Regions from separate parts of the Homo sapiens genome. Here region 2 is linked to region 1. A link is an interaction called in ENCODE POLR2A ChIA-PET data of the cell type or tissue named here. Cell type or tissue: Panc1. All regions are shown on one strand. Links, peaks and the distances in the headings refer to the core of each region. The heading gives the core; the rest is flanking DNA. Region 1 has its middle 120 kb from the start of LINC00702. Region 2 has its middle 34 kb from the start of MIR6078.

Region 1 (11,636 bases), core at 2,257-10,256:
GGTCTTCAACATTTCATGAAGGACAGGTCTGGCTTTCCTGCCCTGCTGCTTATTCCCTTGGAGGTTTCTGCTCATGAGTTTTAGCCACAGTGAGTTGTAACTCTCTGTACCCATATCTGTCTCCCTTTCTACTTTTTGGGTTTCTAGCTTGTGCTGGGACTTCAGTTCTCTGATAAATCTAAGAATTGTTGATTTTGTCTTCTTTGTTTTTTTGCTGTTGTGTGGATTGTGGAGACAACTTTGAAGCCCTGGTTGCATGTCAGTATGGAGAGAGTTTCTGGGTGGACTTTTGGAATTTGTAATACAACGTATTTCAGAAATTGGAAAAAATAAAATTGCATTGAAGAGATTGAAGATATTGTCAAATGAATCTCTCATATTTTGGACAAAGAGGTAAAGAAATGTAAAATAGAATAGAATCAGCCAATAAATGAGTCAATACTGATCTAGTTCAAGAAAGGAGAAAACTTGGGAAATGGAGGGAAAAAGCTAACAAAATAGAGTAGAATTTTCTAGAGCTGCAGAAAGGCATTGGTCTTTAAACTGTGCTGATTTGACAATTAAAAAGGACTGACACAAAGAAGAACTTAGAAAGTTTTTAGCACACCAAGAATAACTGACCTATCTTAGAAGCTTCCAGAAAGAGAAGATTAAATTTCCATTACTTATAAAAGAAAACTCAGATTGATGTAGTTTCTGATTTCTCATCAGCAACAGTGAAGGACTTTCTTCAGCAATCCTTTCTGCTAGAAGTCTGTAGAAATTCGTGTCGCGGTTCTAAGGGTAAACCACTGAACCCAGGGTTCTATAATCTCAAGAATCATTTGAGAGGGTAAAAAATGATGCATCTCATTTGAGATTATAAAAGGATACGGCTATTGCAAGAATATCAAAAAATAATTGTGGCCAGGCATAAGGCAATAAGAATCAGCAGCACCTGGAGGAAACTAAAGAATGTACAGGCCCCACTAAAGAAAGTTAAGGTCTAGAAAACAACATGAAACCCAAATCAGAAGACCTAGATATACCTGTAGGTCACCAGCAGGTGACCTACACCCATGTGGTGGTGTAAAACAAGAATCAACTGCAAAACAAAACAACCAAAACATCTGAAAATGAAGAGTAAATAGAATTCAAGAAATCATAGATTTAATCAAAGAATGAAAGAAAATAAATTTTAGAATTCAACTGTATAGCAGGCTGAGAAAACAACTGGGTCATACTAGGGTGTAAAATAAAAAGGCCCCAAGGAAATTACGTGGAAGTGCAACCCCTAAAATAAATAGTGCAAACTTACGGATAAAGTGAACAAACATATTGCTGTTGTCAAAGAATAAGAAAGAGAAGAAGAAAGAGAAAGAGAGAGAGAAACAGAGAGGAAATGGAAGGAAGGAAGGAAGGAGGGAGGGAGGGAAGAAGGGAGGAAAAGAAAGAAAGAAAAAAATAGGAAGGAAGGAGAAAGAAAGATAGCAAGAAAGAAAGAAAAGAAGGAAGGAAGGAAGGAAGGAAGACAGAGAGAGAAAGAAAGAAGGAGGGAGGAAGGAAGGAAGGAGAAAGACAGAGAGAGAAAGAAAGAAGGAGGGAGGAAGGAAGGAAGGAAGGAAGACAGAGAGAGAAAGAAAGAAGGAGGGAGGAAGGAAGGAAGGAGAAAGACAGAGAGAGAAAGAAAGAAGGAGGGAGGAAGGAAGGAAGGAGAAAGAGAGAGAAAGAAAGAAGGAGGGAGGAAGGAAGGAAGGAGAAAGACAGAGAGAGAGAGGAAGGAAGGAAAAAGGGAGGGAGGGAGACAATGAGAAAGAAAGAAAGAAAGAGGGAGGGAGGAAGAAAGGAAGGAGAGAGAGAAATAAAGAAAGATGGAGGGAGAGAGGAAGGAAGGAAGGAGAGAGAGAGAAAGAAAGAGAAAGAAAGAAAGGAAGGAAGGAAGAAAGAAAGAGGGAGGGAGAAAGGGAGGGAGGAAAGAAGAAAGGAAGGAAGGAAGGAAGGATGGGAGGGAGGGAGGAAAAAGAAATTTACAACAAATTTTAGGCACAATAACATCTATACAAGGAAAATCAGAGTCTAAATATCAAACAAAGTTAAATGTCGCATGGACTTTGGTTAATTATGAAACTTTCTGATCTCGGTGCTTGAATGTTGTCTTTATAGTGTCACGGGCTCGATGGTTACAAAATGGCACAATTCCTAAGTACCCAGTAGAGACAGAATGGATTTGTGCTTGATGGTGCTTGTGCCTGGGGCAGGTGGGCCACCTGGGAGTGAGGAGAGGAGTTGAGTTTTACATCTGGGTTGACACAGGGTAAATCAGAGGCATTGGTGCAAGATCTAAAGGTAGAAAAGCTCATGAGGAGACTAGACCTCTGTGATGGTACTGAGAGGTTACCAAGGGCCAGAGGTCCCCAGGGATATAAATATACACAGATAAAATTTTTCTAGATAAATATGCTATTTGGTTTGCTATGGTTGTGGAACTATGAGGTTTTCCTAGCTTTCTCTTCTGTGGTTATGTAACTTTATAAAAAAAGGACTTTATAATTAAAAATGGAACAGATTATTCTAGACTTTAAGAAATAATTGACCAAAGTTAATTACCATGTTTATAACAGCCACACCTGCTGTATCATGTGGTTGCCAAGAATGATCTTAAAAATATAAAAATGCATCTGCTACCATGACTTGATAGAAGTGGCTTGGAAGCCTGCAGGTTAGTGACATCACTCCACTTCGTGAGCTCTTCGATGAGAGGTGGGTTGGCTGGAGGTGGGTTTATTCCCTGGAGGAACTTTCGTGCTGAGATGAGGACTAAACGCCTTTTCTTGCTCCTTCTTGATCACCAGATCTATCACAATAGTAGCCAGGCAAAGCATAAATCCTGTTTTTTCCCCACATTGAATATACATTGCCACATAGATTTCAGATTAAAAGTTTCTTGGTCTTCAGAAAGATAAAGGAACATCAGCAAACAAATCTAATCTCTACCTTTCTCTTGGGCTTACAAAGAATTTTAAAAAGAGATTGATTAGATAGATAAATATAGATAGAATATATATATATATATATATATATATATATATATATATATATAGTGTGTGTGTGTGTGAGTGTGTGTTCTCACAAGAAAATAAAATAATACTTTCCCAGGGGAAAGGTGTTTTGAGACTTGTGGTCAAATTCTGTGTTTTCCTAATTACCTGTGCAAGACTGGGTGAGAGTCTTAGTTTCCTCTTGGGGAGGAGATGAAGGGCTTGGGCAGCTTTCTAAGTAGACTCGGTGGTAACGTTCTGCAAGTCCCTAAGCCAGGTGAATATCTGGAGGAGGATGTGAGTTCCTCCTCCACCTCCCTCACATTGTCAGGTAGGGGTGGCTGAGCTCCAGAAGGATTCACCTCTGGACATTGCCCCCATCCATCGCTTCCTCCTAAGGCCACCCCTGTAACCAGTGCGAGGCTGCCGAGACAAGGTTCATTCCATCGCTGGGCCAGGCCAGAGTTACCGACTGCTCAGTTATTGACACCTCCTTATTTCTGTCCATCCATGAGATGGATTGTTGTAGATTTGGTGAAAAGTGTTCAGTGAAGAAAGTAAATCAAATTGCTTTAGTTTACATATGAGATAATGCACGTAAAAATGCCCTTATCTATGAAATTCTAAACAGATACAGGAAATTATGATTCTTCTGATTAAACACTAGCTTACTGCTACTATGAGATACATATACAGACAGCTATAGACAGGAAGATAGTCACTGTGTATATATTGAGCACAACCCACTATATAGGAGAATAAAAATATATTATACCATGTTATAACTAAATGCAAAGATACCTTAGCATTCAAGAATCGCATATTCACTTGATGACAGTTTCTTCTAGAAAACTGAAGTAGAATGGAATAACATGACTTTTTATATATTTTTCAGATTAAAAAGTTAAATATGTTTATTCTAATTACCTGATTACTTGCTCTCCCACCCCTGCCTATCTCTTTTTCTGTCTAAAGAAGGGTTGACTCTAGTAGCCAAGCAAATAAGCTAATGGTTCCCTCTTATGCCACACACTTCTGAAAGTAAGTTGAATGGCTCTTGGTGTATGTTGATGAGGAGGTATGACTATTATATAACAATATTGAAAAGAAGACTTCATTTCTATTTCACTCAAGAAATGAAGTCTAGGGCTGGGTGCGGTGGCTCACGCCTGTAGTCCCAGCACTTTGGGAGGCAGAGGCAGGTGGATCACCTGAGGTCAGGAGTTCAAGACCACTCTGGCCAACATGATGAAACCTCGTCTCTACTAAAACTACAAAAAGTTAGCTGGGCTTAGTGGTGGGCACCTGTAATACCAGCTACTCAGGAGGCTGAGGCAGAAGAATCGCTTCAACCCTGGAGGCGGGGGTTATAGTGTGCTGAGATCATGCCATTGCACTCCAGCCTGGGTGACAAAGCAAGATCCTGTCTAAAAAAAAAAAAAAAAAAAAAAAAAGAAGTCTAACTTGTCTTCATGCATAAAATGTTCATATTAGTTTGACAAACTTTCTAACAAAAATGAAAACAAACTAGCAATATATTTAATAATTATACTTTATGATTCAACAAAAAACAAATGTTGAGCTGTGCTTAGTTATTTAATTTTATTTTTGATGTAGGGCAGGTCTTGGGACAGGAGCCCATCTCAGTATTAGAAGCAGCACATGTTGCTGAGGAGGTGCTGGCTGGGCAATGCTGGCTCCAGCAGGGCTGGGTCCCGAGGAGCAGGGCATGTGGGGTGACACCAAGCTGGAAACCCCCGTCAGCCCCACCACTTCCCATGCTGTGTGTGATGCTGGCAGATCACTTAACCTCCTGGAGCCTCACATTCCAAATTTGTTTACTGTTCAAAGTAATTGAGATGATAAATGCAAAGTTCTAGAGAGAGGTGTTCAAGAAATGTTTATTCTCTTTACCCTCATTACCCAAATAATTTTTTTTTTGGCAGATAATTTAAAGAACAGAAATACACAGAAAGTGCTGAGAGTACACAAATAAACTATTTCTAAGCATCTTATTTCTAATATTTTTAAAACACCGTTTACATTTGTTAATAATTTAAATATAGTTACATATAAATACCCTACAGGGATTTTACTTGAAAAACGTTATGAACTCTCTTTATATTTTTATATGTTTTATGTTTTGAAAATTGCAAAACAAAGCGCTTAAGCGCACTTAATTTCAGAAGATTTATTTAATCCATCTTTATTTTCCTAGATACACAATTAGTCTAAAAGAAATATTATTATTCTTAGTTTTGAGATGGAGTCTCACTCTGTCACCCAGGCTGGAGTGCAGTGGCATGATCTCGGCTCACAGCAGCCTCCACCTCCCAGGTTCAAGTGATTCTCCTGCCTCAGGCTCCCAAGTAGCTGGGATTACAGGCACGCGACACCACACCTGGTTAATTTTTGTATTTTCAGTTGAAACAGTTTTCACCATGTTGATCAAGCTGGTCACAAACTCCTGACCTCAGGTGATCTGCCCGCCTCAACCTCCCAAAATACTGTGATTACAATCGTCAGCCACTGCGCCCAGCCAAGAATGACCTTTTTAAATGTTGAAATAGTAATAAAAGAATATGGAGAAGTAAATTTACAATGCATGAAATGAACAGCGTTCAGTGCATGTCTGTGTGTTGTGGCAGAGTCACAGAAGTACCAGGGTTGCACTGGTCTTCCAGGGGGTGCCCACGGGCCTCCAGCTGCTTCCTTTGTGCTCTCACCTGGTCAGTATCTCCTGCCGCAGTTGTGGTGTCAAGGTTCCTTTCGCTCCTTTTCCCCCACCGTCCCTTCCCACCACTCCTGTCTGTCCTTTCTTCTCCTATTTGCATGTAATGTTGCTGCTGCACTTGATTCCCATAACTGTAATGATTGTGAATCAGAAAGGAAGTAAATATTTGCATGCATATGGAAACTTTGCAGAAGAAATCTACACGGAAACCAGCTGACAGCACATTTGCTGACAGGGGACACTCTGCGCTCGGAGTGGCCCTGTGTTTAAAATGCATGAAGTGGGCACGTACAGTATTTCAAAAGAGATTACATTTTGTCATCTGTCATATGTTTAAGGTCACTGCAGACACAGACTGTTAAAAATAGATTTCAAGAACAATATCTTTCAACTCTTTAATAAGTCGTTTTGGACAAAAACCTACTTGCTGTGTGGCAGGGACATTCTGGCATTGCTGTTTAAGACAGAAGCCCAAGCCCCTCACCCTTTCCTAGAAAAACCTGTACACATACACAAGGGAGTTTTGACTGACCCACATTAACCTTGATGTGAGTGTCAAGTACTGGCACTCACAAAAACCCCTTCATTCATTATCTCTGGATTACCATTTGGAAGATATGAATACCAAACAAAGAATCCACTTCATAAAAAAAAAAATCTTAAATGAGAGATATGTCAACGAATAAGGGACCAAGTGCATAGATCCGCAAACAAATGTTAGTTGCGCGTAACTCTAAAACTCCTGGAGATATTAAACCAGAAGAAATAATATACGAATAGAGGTATGTCTCAAAGCAAGCAATATCAAAATTTCTGAAAGTATGCATTTGTTAAAATTGCAGTTATTTTGTTTGCTACATACAGGCCCGCCTTGCTTTACTGCAGTCTGCTTTCTTGTGCTTCCCTGATAATGGGTGTTTTACAATGTGAAGGTTTGCGGCAACCCCGCATGAAGCAAACTTATCAGCACCATTTGTCCAACAGCAGGTGCGCACTGCATGCCATCATGTCACATTTTGGTTAATTCTCAAATATTTCAAACTCTTTCATTATTATATTTGCTACTATGATCTGGGATCAGTGATCTTTGACATTATTCTTATTGTTTGGAGGTGCCACAAATTGCACCCATATAAAACAGCAAACTTAATCGAGAAGTGTTGTGTGTGTTCTGAGAGCTCCATCAGACAGCCGTTCCCCAGCTCTCTCCCTCTGCTCAGGCTTCCCTGTTTCCTGAGACACAATAATATTAAAATTAGGCCAATTAATAACCTATAGTCTCAAAGTGTTCAAGTGAAAGGAAGAATCCCTTGTCTCTACTTCGAATCAAAAGCTAGAAATAAGTTTAGTGAGGGAGGCATACTGAAAGCTGAGAAGGGTCACAAGCTCGGCCTCTTGTGCCAAACATTTAGCCAATTTGTGAATGCACAGAAAATGTTATTAAAGGAAATTAAAAGTGCTACTCAAGTGAAAACAGAAATGAAAAGAAAGTAAGATAGCTTTATTGCTGATAGGGAGAAAGTTGAGTGGTCTGGATAGAAGATCGAGTTGGCCACTCATTCCCTTAAGCCAAAGGCTAATCCAGAGGAAGGCTTTCACTCTCTACAATTCTGTGAAGACTGAAAGAAGCAGGGAAACTGCAGAAGAAAAGTTTAAAGCTAGCAGAATTAACGAATGAGGAGTCACTTCTTATGGATGAGCAAAGAAAGTGGCTTCTTGAGATAAAATCCATTCCTGGTGAAGAAGCCGAGAACATTGTTGAAATGACAACAAAGGAGTTAGAATATTCCATCAACACAGTTGATAAAGCAGTGGCAGGAGATGAGAGGACTGATTCAAATTTTGAAAGAAGTTCTACTATGGGTAAAATGCTATCCAACAGCACAGCATGCTACAGAGAAGTCTTTTGTAAGAGGAAGAGTCAATCAATGTAGGAAACTTCATTGTCTTATTTTAAGAAATTGCCACAGTCACCTCAGCCTTCCCAGCAGCAAAAAGATTACAACTAGCTGAAGCCTCAGATGATCGTTAGCATTTGTAACAATAAAGTATGTTTAAATTAAGGTATGTACATCTTTTTAGACACAGTTATATTGCATACTTAATAGACTACAGTATAGTGTAAACATAACATATATACTGTGGAAAACCAAAATATTTGTGTGACTGGCTTTATTACAATATTAACTTTATTGTAGTGTCTGGACCCAAACCTGCCATGTCTCTGAGGTATACCTGCATTAAAATTTTAAATGATCATTAGCTTGTTTTTCACAACTCCTTATCTTATTTCACTTCACAGTCACTCGAATCTTTTTGGTGCATAAATATTAATGTATACATTTATATAACATTGTAGCAGTAGTCCTCTCACCTCACATTGTGATCCAAAGTTGATTTTATTAAATATAAATGTGAAAATGACAGTTAAATTATTTCTGCTTTCTGTAGAAATACTAGCGTTTGTAAGCTACATTCATATCCCCAGAATGTCGTCAACAGCTATAAGATACTGGGCTGACTAGGCCGGGCGCTGTGGCTCAAGCCTGTAATCCCAGCACTTTGGGAGGCCAAGGCAGGTGGATCACAAGGTCAGGAGATCGAGACCATCCTGCCTAACATGGTGAAACCCCGTCTGTACTAAAAATTAATACAAAAAACTAGCCGGGCGTAGTGGCAGGCGCCTGTAGTCCCAGCTACTCAGAAGGCTGAGGCAGGAGAATGGCGTGAACCAGGGAGGCAGAGCTTGCAGTGAGCTGAGATTGCGCCACTGCACTCCAGCCTGGGCGACAGAGCGAGACTCCGTCTCAAAAAAAAAAAAAAAAAAAAAAAGATACTGGGCTGACTAAAATAGCAAATGCATCCTGTATTTTGCTTTGAAAATGTCTACAGTAATCTTGCTTGCTTTCTATATGACTTCCAGAGCAATAAATTTGCCAGCTCTTACCAAAGGAAAGTTCCAGTAAGTTTTTCCTGGTTAACAAATTCCCCTTGCAGTGGTCTGGGCAGGGCTTAGACTCACATACAGGTAAATATGTGAGTACACACATAAACACAACACAAATGAAAACATGCATGCTCACATATTTGTAGTCACAAAGTGGCTGGTGTTGTAACAACAAGGAGCTGGAGCAACTAGGGCCTGCTGGGTGGCTCTATCTCAGGTTCTCTCCATGTGGTCTCTGCACATGAGCTATCTTGGGCCTCCTCACAACATGGAGGCTTCAGTAGATTCAGACATCTGACATGGGGGTTCAGCACTCCAGAAATGAGGGTTCTGAGAGAGTTGGCTAGAAGTACTGTGCTCTCTTCTACACAGACACTACTGAGCCACACAGCTACTAAAGACCAGCAGGACTCAAGGGTAGAGAAAATGTCACCCATCTCTCAACAGAAGGAATTTCAAAGTCACACACACAAGAACATACAGTAGGATATATGTTTGCAGCCTTCTTTGGAATTAATGAATCTACTCTCTCAGAAAGAATCTTCTATAGGAAATAATGAATTTCTCAGCAAACAATCAAACTACTTATTCATCTCATGTGTATTAAGTTTTCATGTTTCCTTAGTAAGGTGCAATTGGTATGGTATGGAAGAATGGTATTTAAAGTTAAAATACAACATAAGGGGATAAAGAAAGTAATACATTTCAGGCTGGGAGCGGTGGCTCATGCCTGTAATCACAGCACTTTGGGAGGCTGAGGTGAGCAGATCACTTGAGGTCAGGGATTCGAGACCAGCCTGGCCAACATGGTGAAACCACCACATCTCTACTAAAAATACAAAAATTATCCAGGCTTGGTGGCACATGCCTGTAATCCCAGCTACTTGGGAGGCTGAGGCAGGAGAATGGCTTGAACCTGGAAGGCGGAGGTTGAAGTGAGCCAAGATCATGCCATTGCACTGCAGCCTGGATGACAGAGAGAGACTCCATCTCAAAAATAAAATAAAATAAAATAAAATAAAATAATAATAATAATAATAATACATTTCCGAAGTCTCCAAAGAATGAAAAATTTCAAATGTAGGACTCCTAAAAATTGTTGTAGAGGTCAATCATCACCTAAAACCTCACTAGTTCTGGGGAAGAACACTCAGTGATTAGTGGAAGACCATGTTTCTTGGCCACTTCTTTTCTTTAACCAAAATTTTCAGTGAATGCAGCAAAGGATGCTACCATTCTTTTAAGCACTAATGTGAATGAAACCACAGCCACAGCAATAATCTGAAACCATCCCCAGCAGGTTGACAGGAATTGAATACCAGGTTCTAGACAGAAATATGGTTATAATTAAGCATTCATCAGGCTGCATGCTGGCCCACTTCCATGTTTCTAAACGTCACATAGCACTAGATACCAGCCATTTGCATTCCACTGTCCCTATAAACTGGATCTCTGACATTAGAATTATAAGGCTTTAGTTTAAGGATTGCTTAAGGTGTTCTTCAGACCTGAATTTGGGCAACCAATTTGAAGAGCCACAGAGGAATGGACTCAGCATGAGAATACAGCTTCTTCTTGCACTCATTGATCAGTCAATGATCTTTTCACTTTGGCCCATTCCAAAACCCTGAAAAATCCTAACCCTAAATTCTTTGTGGAGATGGATTAGAGGTTTCCTCCTGTCTCCTCATTCAGTGACTGTACAATTAAATCTCTTACTCTGGTGCAAGCCCCTATCTTGCTGTGTGGACTTGGTGCATGTATTGGGGAATAAACCTACTATGATTACATCTCTCTCAGAGTTGTTGGTTCTTCATACATTTTGCATGGCACATACCACCTGGAATAAAGACCATATTTGTTGGCCTGCTGTGACAAGCAGAATTCTAAGGTGCCTCCCAAAATTCCTCTCCCTGCTGTACAAGTCCTGTATCATCTAGGGCTGTGAAGAGGATCGGCTATCACTCCTGTGATTAGTTTTGATTAGAGGTAACATTTTATTTTTAAAAAGGGAGATTAACCTGGGTGGATCTGACCTAATCAAGTTGTAACCAACCAGTGGGTTTACCTCGCCTGCTGCCTAGACAGAGCCAATTTCTCAAGACAGGGGAGTTGCAATAGAGAAAGAGTAATTTATGCAGAGCCAGCTGTGCTGGAGGCAGGATTTTTATTATCACTCCAATCAGTCTTCCTGAGAATTCAGGGATCAGAATTTTTAAGGACAACTTAGTGGGTAAGGGGAAGCCAGGGATCCTGGAGTACTGATTGGTCTGAGAGGGAATCATAGGGAGTCGGAGCTGTCTTCTTGTGCTGAGTCAGTTCCCAGGTGGGGGCCACAAGATCAGATGAGCCAGTTTATTGAGCTGGCGGTGGCAGCTGATCCATCAAGTGCAGGGGCTGCAAAATATCTCAAGCGCTGATCTTAGGAGCAGCGTAGAGAGGGTTAGAATCTTGTAGCCTCCAGCTGCCTGACTCCTAAATCATGATTTCCAATCTCGTGTGTAATTTCTTAGTTCTACAAAGGCAGTCTAGTCCCCAGGCAAGAAGGTGGTTTGTTTTGGGAAAGGGCTGTTAATAGTTTTTGTTTTGAACTATAAACTATAAACTGGCCAGGCATGGTGGCTCACACCTGTAATCCCAGCATTTTGGGAGGCTGAGGTGGGCAGATCACTTGAGGTCAGGAGTTCAAGACTAGCCTGGTCAACATGGTAAAACCCCATCTCTACTAAAAATACAAAAATTAACTGGGGCCAGGTGGTGGGTCCTGGCTACTCAGGAGGCTGAGGCAGGAGAATCGCTTGAACCCGGGAAGTGGAGGTTGCAATGAGCCAAGATGGAGCCACTGCACTCCAGCCTGGGCAACAGAGCAAGACTCTGTCTGGAAAAACCAACCAACCAACCAACAAACAACAAAAAAACCACTATAAACCAAGTTCCT
Region 2 (11,636 bases), core at 2,496-10,495, 160 kb before region 1:
GAGTATGTGGTTTAAAATCCTGGGTCAACCACCTACTAGTTTTTAAAACTTAGCCAAGTTACTTGAACTCTGTGCCTCAGTTTACTCTTCTGCAAAATAAAAAATTAAAAATAATACTTAACTCATAGGTTGTTCTGAGAATAAAATTGCTTAATACATAAAAAGTGATTAAATTAGTGCCTGGCCATAACGAGAACTTTATAAACTTTAATTTTTTTTTTTTTTTTTTTTGAGATGGAGTCTCACTCAGTCACCCAGGCTGGAGTGTGGTGGCGTGATCTCAGCTCACTGCAGCCTCCACCTCCTGGGTTCAAGTGATTATCCTGCCTCAGTCTCCCAAGTAGCTGGGACTACAGGGGTGCACCAACACACCCAGTTAATTTTTGTATTTTTAGTAGAAACGGGGTTTCACCACATTGGCAGGCTGGTCTCGAACTCCTGACCTCAAGTAATCTGCCCGCCTCAGCCTCCCGAAGTGCTGGGATTACAGGCGTGAGCCACTGCTCCCAGCCTATAAACTTTAACTCTCTAACTCTACCACGGTGATGTTTGTTCTTGCTATCCTCGTCAACACTAATGAATTTCCCTTTCGTTGTTCTGTGGTGTAAAAATAATGCTCAAGTCGAGTTGGACACACACGAGGCTCTGACGCGACCATGGCTAGACAAACTTGTATTATCATTTGGCACCGCTGGCAAGGCTGCCAGGCCTGGCTTCCTGCTCACTGCCTGGTAAGAGCCAAGCTAGAATGATTGGCAAAAATCAAAGTCTTGGTCAGAAGAGTTCCAAAACCATTCTTTTTTAAGATTCAAAACACATTTACCAAGGAAAGTCAACTTCTAGCACTGACAAAGCCAAATTTCTCAGAAGGCAGACTCAAACACACAAAGAATATACAAAAATTGGATCAAAATATTGACCTTGGAATCCACATTGATAATTCCAGGCTTAATGCCAGTCAATTCTAATTGGCTAAAACAATGATACTATTGTTGTATAATCCTATCCTGCTGTAGGTTATAAAGAATAGTTGCCATATTATAGACAGGTGTTAAATATGCACTTTTGAGATGGAGTCAAGGGGAGGGAACATAGACCCCAACTCTTGATAGGAGAAATGCTAAGAAGTTTGGGGGCTATGTTTTAAATCCAAGGCCACCTTTAAAAAATGTTAGAAGTCATGTTTATTAAATTTGAGAGCATAATAGGGCCAAAAATAGGAAAATTACTGAACACTGAAGTATTGTTAAAACATTAAAAACTTGAAAATTAAATCAACCGACTCATATGTGAATCTCCATATTTTGTAACAGTGATCTCCACTATAGACATATATATATAGATATATAAACATGTAAAATATTTCACCCAAGTTAGGAGCCAACTCCTTACATTTGTTTTCTAAACTTAAAAATAAAAGTAGAGTAGCTCCTATATGACCCCAGGTGACTTGAACATGATTTACCCATATTCTTCCAACAGTTTCACGTCCTGTAACTTAACCCACTGAGTTTCAGGTACAGTATTTTAAGGTACATAACCAATAATGTAGAAATAACTTTAGCTTTTTATTATAGACTCTCAAAATAAAAGTGTCGTGCAGGCTCAGACACCCAAAGCCATGGCCTTTAAGAGGGCCTGACCCTCAGAAATCACACCACACATCTACAACCATCAGATCTTTGACAAACCTGACAAAATCAAGCAGTGGGAAAAGGATTCCCTATTTAATAAATGGCGCTAGGAAAACTGGCCAGCCATATGCAGAAAGCTAAAACTGGACCCCCTTCCTTACACCTCATACAAAAATTAACTCAAGATGAATTAAAAAATTAAATGTAAAACCCAAAACCATAAAAACCCTAGAAGAAAACCTAGGCAATGCCATTCAGGACATAGGCATGGGCAAAGATTTCATGACAAAAATGCTAAATGGAATTGCAGTAAAAACTAAAATTGACAAACGGGATCTAATTAAACAAAAGAGCTTCTGCACAGCAAAGGAAACTATCATCAGAGTGAAGAGGCAACCTACAGAATGGGAGAAAATTTTTGCAACCTACCCATCTGACACAGGTCTAATATCCAGAATCTACAAGGAACGTACACAAATTTACAAGTAAAAAACAAAAAAATCCATAAAAAAGTGAGCAAAGCATATAAACAGATACTTCTCAAAAGAAGACATGTATGTGGCCAACAAACATATGAAAAAAAGCTCAATCATTAGAGAAATGCAAATCAAAACCACAATGAGATACCATCTCACACCAGTCAGAATGGTGATCATTAAAAAATCAAGAAACAATAGACGCTGTTGAGGCTGCAGATAAATAAGAACACTTTTACATTGTTGGTGGGAATGTAAATTAGTTCAACCATTGTGGAAGACAGTGTGGTGATTCCTCAAGCATCTAGAACCAGAAATACCATTTCACCCAGCAATCCCATTACTGGGTATATACCCAAAAGAATATAAATCTTTCTACTATAAAGACACACGCACATGTATGTTTATTGCAGCACTATTTACAATAACAAAGACATGAAACCAACCCAAATGCCCATCAATGATAGACTGGATAAAGAAAATGTGATACATATACATCATGGAATACTATGCAGCCATAAAAAAGATCATGTCTTTTGCAAGGACATGGATGAAGCTGGAAGGCATCAGCCTCAGCAAACTAACACAGGAACAGAAAACCAAACACTGCATGTTCTCACTCATAAGTGGGAGTTGAACAATGAGAACACATGGACACAGAGAGGGGAACATCACACACTGGGGCCTGTTGGTGGGTAGGGGGCAGGGGGAGGGAGAGCATTAGGACAAATACCGAATGCATATAGGGCTTAAAACCTAGATGATGTGTTGATAGGTGCAGCAAACCACCATAACACATGTTTACCTGTGTAACAAACCTGCACATTCTGCACATGTATCCCAGAACTTAAAGTAAAAAAAAAAAAGAGAGAGTCTGACATACGGAGATTGCAGTTAGCTTTAATTTACATTTAATTTGCTATTGCATTTGAAACCATTCATTCCCATGCAATGCCCTTTTTCTGCACGGTCTTTATTTCTTTGATGTACAGCTCCATAAAGATGCCAGTGCAATTCTTCTCCTTTCTATCAGAGGTCCTTAAGTAATTTCAAAAGCCTGTTTCATTCCTGACTTTATAAATGCAGAAACAGAGGCAAAGAAGCCTTCAGTCAACAGCTCAAGGACACCTAGAGCCTTGGCAGCAGTGCTGTGCGGGGTGAGTGCCCTTGGCTCTTCAGGAGGCCCCTCTCCTAATTGCCCGGCACAGCCACCTAATTCACTTGGTGCTTTTAGAAAGCAATAGTTATTGCTGCCTGACTCGGGATAGACTGTATTATAATCCTATAATATGTGAAATTAATTTTCTCAGTGATTCAGTACCAGATTTTTCTCCAAGCTGGAGCTAATCCAGACAGTTAAAACTATTTTCTTGATTTTTGTTGTCCAAAAGAAGATAGCTTCATCTTACCTTCAAAAGTATTAGTAGGTCTACAGGAAAGGTCTAATGATTTCTGTTTTTTTTTTTTTTTTTTTTTTGAAGAAATACATTCTACAGCTTTATCTGCTCTGAAGAACCGAGTATAACTTCTAAATTGGTATGTATAAATTATTTCATAATCAGAAAATGTCTAGTTTTCTAGGACAGTGTCTAGCCAAAACAATGCAGTTATATATTATAAAAACTTGATAAAAATGTGCTTCTCACTCACTCTGGCATTCTATCCCAGAGTTGGATAATGTTTTGGGCCTCTGTGACCCATGTAAATAATTGAAATGGCAAGTGAACATACACTCATCCATATTTATTGTTTTTTCTTTTTTCTTTTTTCCAAACTAACCCTGCAGTGCAACAGGCTTTGTTGTCTTTGGAGCTGAAGTAAGCGATCTTTTCATTATATATTCAGGGACACAAAGAAGGCCGCAAGTCGCTTTTTAGGAAATGCGAGTACACTACTGGGTTCCTTTAGAGAAATTAAGAGCAAGGTGAACGATTGGTCAGCAGGGGTGATCGTGATCGGGGCTGTGGCAAGAACCCAGCAGGAGACAGTTGATTGCGCTCTCCAGCTCTCCGGTGCTCTCCAGGCCTCAGCACAATCTCCAGCGTTCCAGGCTTTGTCTTTCAGGAGCTGGACAGGGGTCCTCTATAGAAAAACAACATTCAGTCCTCCCAAGAGACAGCCTCTTCCCTTTTAGTTTCACGCTCCAAGCAGGCAGAGAGAACCATAAACTTTTCCTTCCACAAAAGTAATGAAACACGTGAGTGCGTATTTATCAGCTCCATTTTATTTTTGTGAAAACCTTGTCTTGTTACATTTCATAAAATTTAGAAGTGCAGGAAGTGTTGGACATTCTCTTGTTTATTCCCCGACTTTGATGTTCGGAAGTCAGAGATCAAGATGTGCTTGTCCGCAGGTGGCCAGTTGGCAGATGGCCCCGGGCCCTGGTCTGCTACCTCCTGGTTAAACTATCCTCCTACCTGGGGGCTTTGTTCAGCTCTGCTTCATTTAGTGAAACGCTGACGTTGTAAGCCTGCTGTGGAGTGTGTGTTTAGGCAAATAGGAGCTGTGCTGTCTGCAGCAGGCCCAATGCCATGTGGGTAAAGAAAGGGACCCGGTATTAGGGAGGGAACTCCTGAAGTCTTTGTGCTCCACCATCTTTTGAGTGATTTTTCAGGGAAAGGCTGGGAGTGGTGGGGAGGGACAAACGGGGGACTCTGCTGGTGACTTCATGCTGTGTGGCCTGGGCTCGGAGTCCTGTCCTGGCAGCTGCATTCTTTGTGGTGGAGTCTGCCTTAGGGCAGGGCCTAAGGCTTCCACCTCACCTTCACTGGGGAAGAGGACTGTGTAATCCAGCCCATTCTGAAATGATTACTATTTATGTATTTATTCATGTATTTTTTGAGACAGGATCTCACTCTGTCTTCCAGTCTGGAATGCAGTGATGCTCACAGTCGAACTCCTGGGCTCAAGCGATCCTCCCGCCTCAGTCTCCCGAGTAGCTGGGACTACAGGCCAGTGCCATCACACCGGGCTAATGTTTATTTATTTATTTTGTTGTAGAGACGGAGTCTCACGAGCCCAGGCTGGTCTTGAACTCCTGGCCTCAAGCGATCCTCCTGCCTTGGCCTCCCAAAGCACTGGGATTACAGGTGTGAACCACTGTGCCCAGCCTAAAATTATTTTGTTCTTATACTGTGCTTCTCTGCTGAAGTAATGTGCTAGTCATGGCAATTTACTCAACAGCTACTTAAAAAATGTCTCTGAATGATGATGGCAGTATCCCGTGGGACATCAGGAAGCTACTTACCTCCCTCTGCTGTGTTTTAATTTTACCAATAGCCATTCAGGACTTTTATAGAAATTCCCATCAACATCTCAAGAGGGTTTTCAGTCTTTCCTTGAATAGTAAAATGGCACAGTGTAACCTCAACCTGCACCAACAACTTACAGTATGTGGAGTCCAAATGAACGATGTTTTGTTGCCCTCTAAGCTGGGCCTGTCACTCGAGCACTGGTAGGACCAGTGGCTTTGTAAATCAGTCTTTTATTTATTATTATTATTATTATTATTATTATTATTTTTATGAGATGGAGTTTCGCTCTTTTTGCCCAAGCTGGAGTGCAGTGGCCCCATCTCAGTTCACTGCGACCTCCACCTCCCGGGTTCAAGCAATTCTCCTACCTCGAACTTCCGGGGAACTGGGATTACAGGCATGCTTCACCACACCCAGCTGATTTTTGTATTTTTAGTAGAGACAGGGTTTTGCCATGTTGACCAGGCTGGTCTCGAACTCCTGACCTTAGGTGATCTGCCCGCCTTGGCCTCCCAAAGTGCTGGGATTACAGGTGTGAGCCACCACGCCTGGCTGTAAATTAGTCTTTAATTTAAACATTTCCTCAGCTCACTCTCTGCACCTGATTTGGATAGAATAGGGTAGGAGTGTTTGAACTTTAAATATTATTTTAAAGAGGTGGATTTATTCAAAGCATGGAAAACGTTAGTTGTACCTTTCCTTCCTAAGGCGCTTTCTAAGGAATCCAGCTTACAATTTCTGTAGCTATACTTTATTTCCAGTCCCAATCAGTCATCAGGATATAGGAGTTTTATTGATCTGTGCAGTGTATTCTAGTTAAAAAAATTATGCCAAATCAAATAATTGAATAGATGCCCCAGTCAAAATTCTCTAAACATTACTGTTATGTATAGGCCATACTATATATACAAAGTAAATCATGAATCATTAAACACTAAACATTACTATTACGTATAGGCCATACTACATATACAAAGTAAATCATGAACCATTAAACAGAACCATGCAATGCTTTTCTTTGTGAACCAGTGATCAAAACCAAGCCCACGAGAACTAGAAAGTCTTAGGTCAAATCAGTGTTATTGGAGAAGAGATCAAGTTATTTGACCTTTTCTCGGAGACAATTTAAGTCTGACACATGATCTTTACCCCCTGGAGAAGCAAATTCGCAACTCACTGCACTAGATTCACCCTGCAATACAATCTCTGAAAATACACCTTCCACCTTCCAAACAAGTATCAGAAGATGAACTGCATTCCATTCAAATCATAAAAACTATTTTGTACCGGTCATCAGAAGCTAATTCTGTACTTATCGCACCTTGAGGGAGATCTGCTGCTGCATGAGATAGACACAAGGGGCAATTTATTCATGGAGAAGTGAGAGCAGCAGGATGGAAATGGGGGAAAGAACTTTATCCCGGCCACTTCTGGGAGAGGGCAGAACATCTCTGATGGAAACGGGTGTTCCTGATTCTAAGAAATAAATGCTCTGCTGTGTTGACATGAAGCTACTCTGTTCAAATTCAAGGGCAACAACATTTTATACAGCCTTACTCTCCCAAGAGATGGGTTAAAAAACACACATTGAGACATATTTTAGTATGGGGTGGAGCTCCATGTATGTCGACAACAGGCTAGTAATGCGAAAGATGTGTAATATATAATAAAGCTGCAGAGAATAAATCCAAACCATGAGATTCTATTCCTATTTCTTAAATACAGTCTGATTGTGAAATCATTCTCCTATACTCCTTTGTAATTTTTTGGAGTATTTTCAGGAATTGCTGATATTTTACTCACAACAAAAAAATACACAAAATGAATAACAAGTCATAAATAAATCGAAAACAGGGAGTTTATCTGTAATGATCTTTCCTAAGCCATGGATGGCAGAGCTAAAATCTTGCCACCTCCTACATTTGATGAATGATACTGTGATACTGCTGATTTTGGTCTTAATTTTTTATTTTTGTTTTTATTTATTTTTAAGACCGATTCTTGCTCTATTGCCTAGGCTGGAGTGCAGTGGCACAATCTCTACTCACTGCAACCTCCACCTGCCGGATTCAAGGGATTCTCCTGCCTCAGCCTCCCGAGTACAGGTGCCCACCCCACGCCCGGCTAATTTTTTGTATTTTTAGTACAGACGGGGTTTCACCGTGTTAGCCAGGATGGTATCAATCTCCTCACCTTGTGATCCACCCGCCTCGGCCTCCCAAAGTGCTGGGATTATAGGCGTGAGCCACAGCGCCCGGCTTTGGTCTTAATTTTTTTTAAAAAGGGTCCTACGTTATCACTGTAGCCTAAAACTAGAAATGAAAAACAAAACAAAACAAAAAAAAACAGACTATTGAGGGTTTCTTTCATAAGGAATTTCACCCATTCTACTTTTGGAAAAATGAATGTTTGGAAAATATGCAATTAGGTATCATCTTGGATCATAAAGAAATTTGAAAGGAAATTTTTAGAAGTTTTGATTTTCTCAGTTTTTGCAACAGATACTAAGCATCTAATCATCCCTTGTGTGAAGAAAAGAAGAAGCTTCTTTTGACAATGATGTGTCTCATTCTCAGGCTCTGTTTCTCTAACACGGGATGCTGCAGAAGCAGCCACATCTCCACCTTCCCACGACGCGGTTTTGTGTTTGGAGAGTACAGCAGCAGTTTAGGCAGCAACTAAGAACCAAGGAAACGTATTCGTAAATGCTCTTTGCCACAACTTCATCTCCCTTTTCTCCCCGTCACCTCAAAAAACCCCCACACAGCCAACGATAGACACAATGCTCCTAGAAAAGGAAAAAGAAAAGGAGGAGGAGAAGACAATACCAAAACGTGCATTTTACTGTGTTGATGCTATTCAGGATGCAAATAGAAACAGCCAAAGTCCCAGCGCCTCAGCTGAGGGAAGACAGAAGCTGAACCAGGCGTGCGCTGTGGCTGTCCCCGTGCAGGCGGAGGTGTGTGATCTCGAGAGGAATGTTTATTATTACTTCTCTTCCCCCTAGAGAGGTAGCTTCATTTCCTTAATGCAGAGTAGAGCTGGTGGGGAAGTGTGAGGTATTCAGCCCCTCCCTGGGCACCAGGCTCCTGTCCTGACCTGCATCCATTGTCAGGGATGTCCTCAATGCACACAGGAATCATCTCCTCCCAGACACAGCTGGTGGGAACCTAAGGCCATCTGGAATTCTGCAGAATGTTTCCATGATAATGGTTGGAACTTCTAGTGCATCCTTTTGTGCCACATTTTATTTTTGTGGCCTTGAAGCCACAAAGCCTTCACAGATGGCACTTTGCCTGGTTGCATCTGGTCTCCATTTTTTAAAAAGTAGCCTTCAATTTAATCATTGCAGTTTTTATTTTCACGCAACGCTAGATTTATGCTTTCCTTAATAATGTTCTACTGCACAGTTAAACTACTCCTGAGAGGACATCTTTGGCATCTGTAGCTAAGCAAATATTTTCTCTGGAGACAGAATTTTTAAAAATGAAATCACACAATGGCCTTTTTTGTAGTATTTTCATTATTTTGGTCATTAAACTAAACATTAGCTTCTAAATGTTTAAAAATAATTGTAGTTACTTAAAATTATTCCCAGGAGGGGATTTTCTCAGTTCTCTCCTTCTACCTCACAAAAAGGATCTGCGAACACCCCTGATGCCGTACAAGGATCACGAACCAGGAACCAAGAAGAGACAAACAGCCTGTCTTCTTCCTTGCAGCTTCTCCACCCACCCCTGACTAGTGAGTTTCCATCCTGCACGCCTGTGCATACGTGTGCTAGTGGCCTGTCACTGAGAATTCTTCAGAACCAAAGATGACTTCAACCCCCAGGGCCATCAAGCATCAGCTATTATTTTGCTTCTGCTGGGGCACACAAATCAAGTTAGTTTCTACTCTTCAAGTGCACTTTCTTGCTTTGGAAGAGTTTTCTGATTTCAGCTCCTGCTGCAGGCTTAAATGGAACCTTACTGTGACCACGGCAGGAGGGACTTCTGCCTTCTCACAGCTTTCTGATTGAGCTAAAATTTTGAGGACATTTCTAAGAATTGCCACAGCTTAATTCAACACTCTAATTTTTGTTTATGATGCAAATAAGAATGGCCATGGCTCTTCCTTATACATTTGAATCGATGATTACAAATAGCATGTGTTGAACACGTTTCATGAAAGATTAACAGTTATTTCACTTCACCCCTGCAGCAGCACCAAGGAGTAGAGAGTGTTACTGTCTCTGCTAGGAACAGAAATGCAAAGTTTAAGGGGCTTGGCAAGAAGGCCACATACCTAAGACACCCATTCAGATTCACCCAAGGCTCATTTCCCTTCCAGGGCAGAGCTCCGGCACCTGTGCTGTGGGGAACCCACCACACTACAGAGCTTTAAAACCCTCACTTTGTGGGTGTCACATCCTGCAGAGAAGCCTAGTCACTCTACAGGAGATGTCACAGGGGATCAGATAAATCTCAGGGGAAAGGGCTAGAGCTACTCTTTCGCCAGGATTTGCACCTCTGAGGCTACTGGTGAATCTTTCTTTAAGTCGGTAAAATTTGTTTTTTAATCCAAAAATTCTCTGCGGATCCTAGTTGGTTTTCATGTTGGATAAATTTTGGCAAGACTCCAAAGGAGACCCCAGAGGCCGAGCGGGGGTATGCTGTGGTGGGAAGAGAGTGCCCTTGGTGGATTAGCATTGCCCCTTTCAGACCCTTACCTGGTGTTAGTTTTCTATGGCTTTGAACTCTCATTATTCTCACCTCTCAAATGGGTATAATGATATCTACCTCATGAGATTACTGACATAGAAGAAAGAACATATGCAGAGTGGCCAGCAATTCCCAGCACAGAGTAGGTGCGTAGGGCGGGCTCCCAGGAAGCAGGTTCTGGGAAGCAGATATCCTGGTGGGTACCCTCAAGAGTAACTTACCTAAGGGAGGGAGGGGCCCGATGGGCAGGGCGGATGCCTAGCTGTGGTGCAGCTGCAAGTGAGACCTGTGCTGGTCATTCGGGTGCTCTGGAGCTGGGAGCCCGTACACATTTGAGGCAAGGTGCCTAGGCCTTGAGACCTCGCTGGGAACAGCCATGAGATTTGGTGCACCCCAGGGAGGGGCATATACCTTGGAAAAGATGACTCCTTGGGGTGAGAGCAATTCCTGGGGAGAGATTCAGCTGGCGGCCTCCAGCAGCTCACCTTCCTGGAAGATAGAAGTGTCTCCAGCCAGAGAGCCATCTGGCAGTATAGACATCACTGCTTCCTGTAAGTACTACGCAGACAGTAAGTAATATTCTTATTATTGTTCATTATTCAATAATAATTTATTCCATCAGAAACCTGGCCGGCAGGCATTCTCATAGCCAGAGTCAACCTCAACTCACCATGGCACAGGAAAAATAATCATCGCACTGCAGAACAAGAAATGACCTAAGCCAGCATTGTCATCTTTGAAACTTAAGAGAATTTGTAAAACGGTGAAATTCAGAATGAACTTAGAAGGCATTTTCAGCTGCACATCTGCTAGTCTGGTGTGTGGCATCACTAAGTCTATTGGTTTAAATGGGTGCGTAGTTCCGGAGTATCACAACTACAACATCGGATTTGGAAGCAATTTTGGAAATATTTGATGATGCATATTTGAAAGAGTTAATATTTGTACGAAAATGTCACAAATTTAGTATTTTTATGACATTTTGTAAAACAGTGAGACTTCAGACATATTTTTAAAAATCTGTTTTGGATTAATATCTGATCAATACTGAGAAGATAAAAATGAACGAGATAATTAAGTAAAATACAGTATAATAAAGATTTTGGAGAAGTGTTAAATTCTGCAAGTGTGTGTTATTAATTATATTATTTTTATCATATGTATATATGTACCTAAGACCTTGTACAGTAGGATTCTGAAACTCTTCTATGGGGAGAGGATGTCAAACTAACGTATTTTCCTGAATGATTTCAAGCCTTACAGGAAACATTCCAGACAGGACTAAGGTAAGCAGATACAGGTGGTCCTCACCAAGCCCCGATGGCTCATAGAAAAAGTCTTGTTCTATAAAAACCCAAGAATAGTTGTTCTTTTTTTCTGACCTAGCTGGTACAAGTGAGTTAGAACGTCCTGAACTTTTGAAGGTGTGCATGAGGACATACAAATCTCGCTGACGGTGGCCAGTGCACTGTGATCTGCCTGACCGAGGTATGAAGCCCATGGGTTTGAAATGGGTTTCATTCCATTTACCACGTAAAGCACTGGTGTTAAGGGTGGAGGTGGGAAGTA

The links. Peaks named below come from ENCODE experiments on the same cell type or tissue, not always from the same donor. Only the 100,000 strongest peaks of a DNase experiment are listed, where the experiment ranks them.
Region 2: POLR2A ChIA-PET joins it to region 1 with 16 read pairs; 5 of 35 experiments call an interaction of 5 or more read pairs at or near these places.

The regions. Positions count from the first base shown.
Region 1 is chr10:4,115,902-4,127,537 of GRCh38, forward strand. No RefSeq gene overlaps it. Among named protein-coding and RNA genes, the nearest start is that of LINC00702, 120 kb to the right of the region's middle. In Panc1, for the core only: no CTCF peak of the experiment used is centred there; a DNase peak (open chromatin) is centred at 5,896; H3K4me3 peaks cover 1,033 bases; H3K27ac peaks cover 7,224 bases.
Region 2 is chr10:3,951,570-3,963,205 of GRCh38, forward strand. No RefSeq gene overlaps it. Among named protein-coding and RNA genes, the nearest start is that of MIR6078, 34 kb to the right of the region's middle. RefSeq lists an enhancer at 7,828-8,329. In Panc1, for the core only: no CTCF peak of the experiment used is centred there; no DNase peak of the experiment used is centred there; H3K4me3 peaks cover 660 bases; H3K27ac peaks cover 7,638 bases.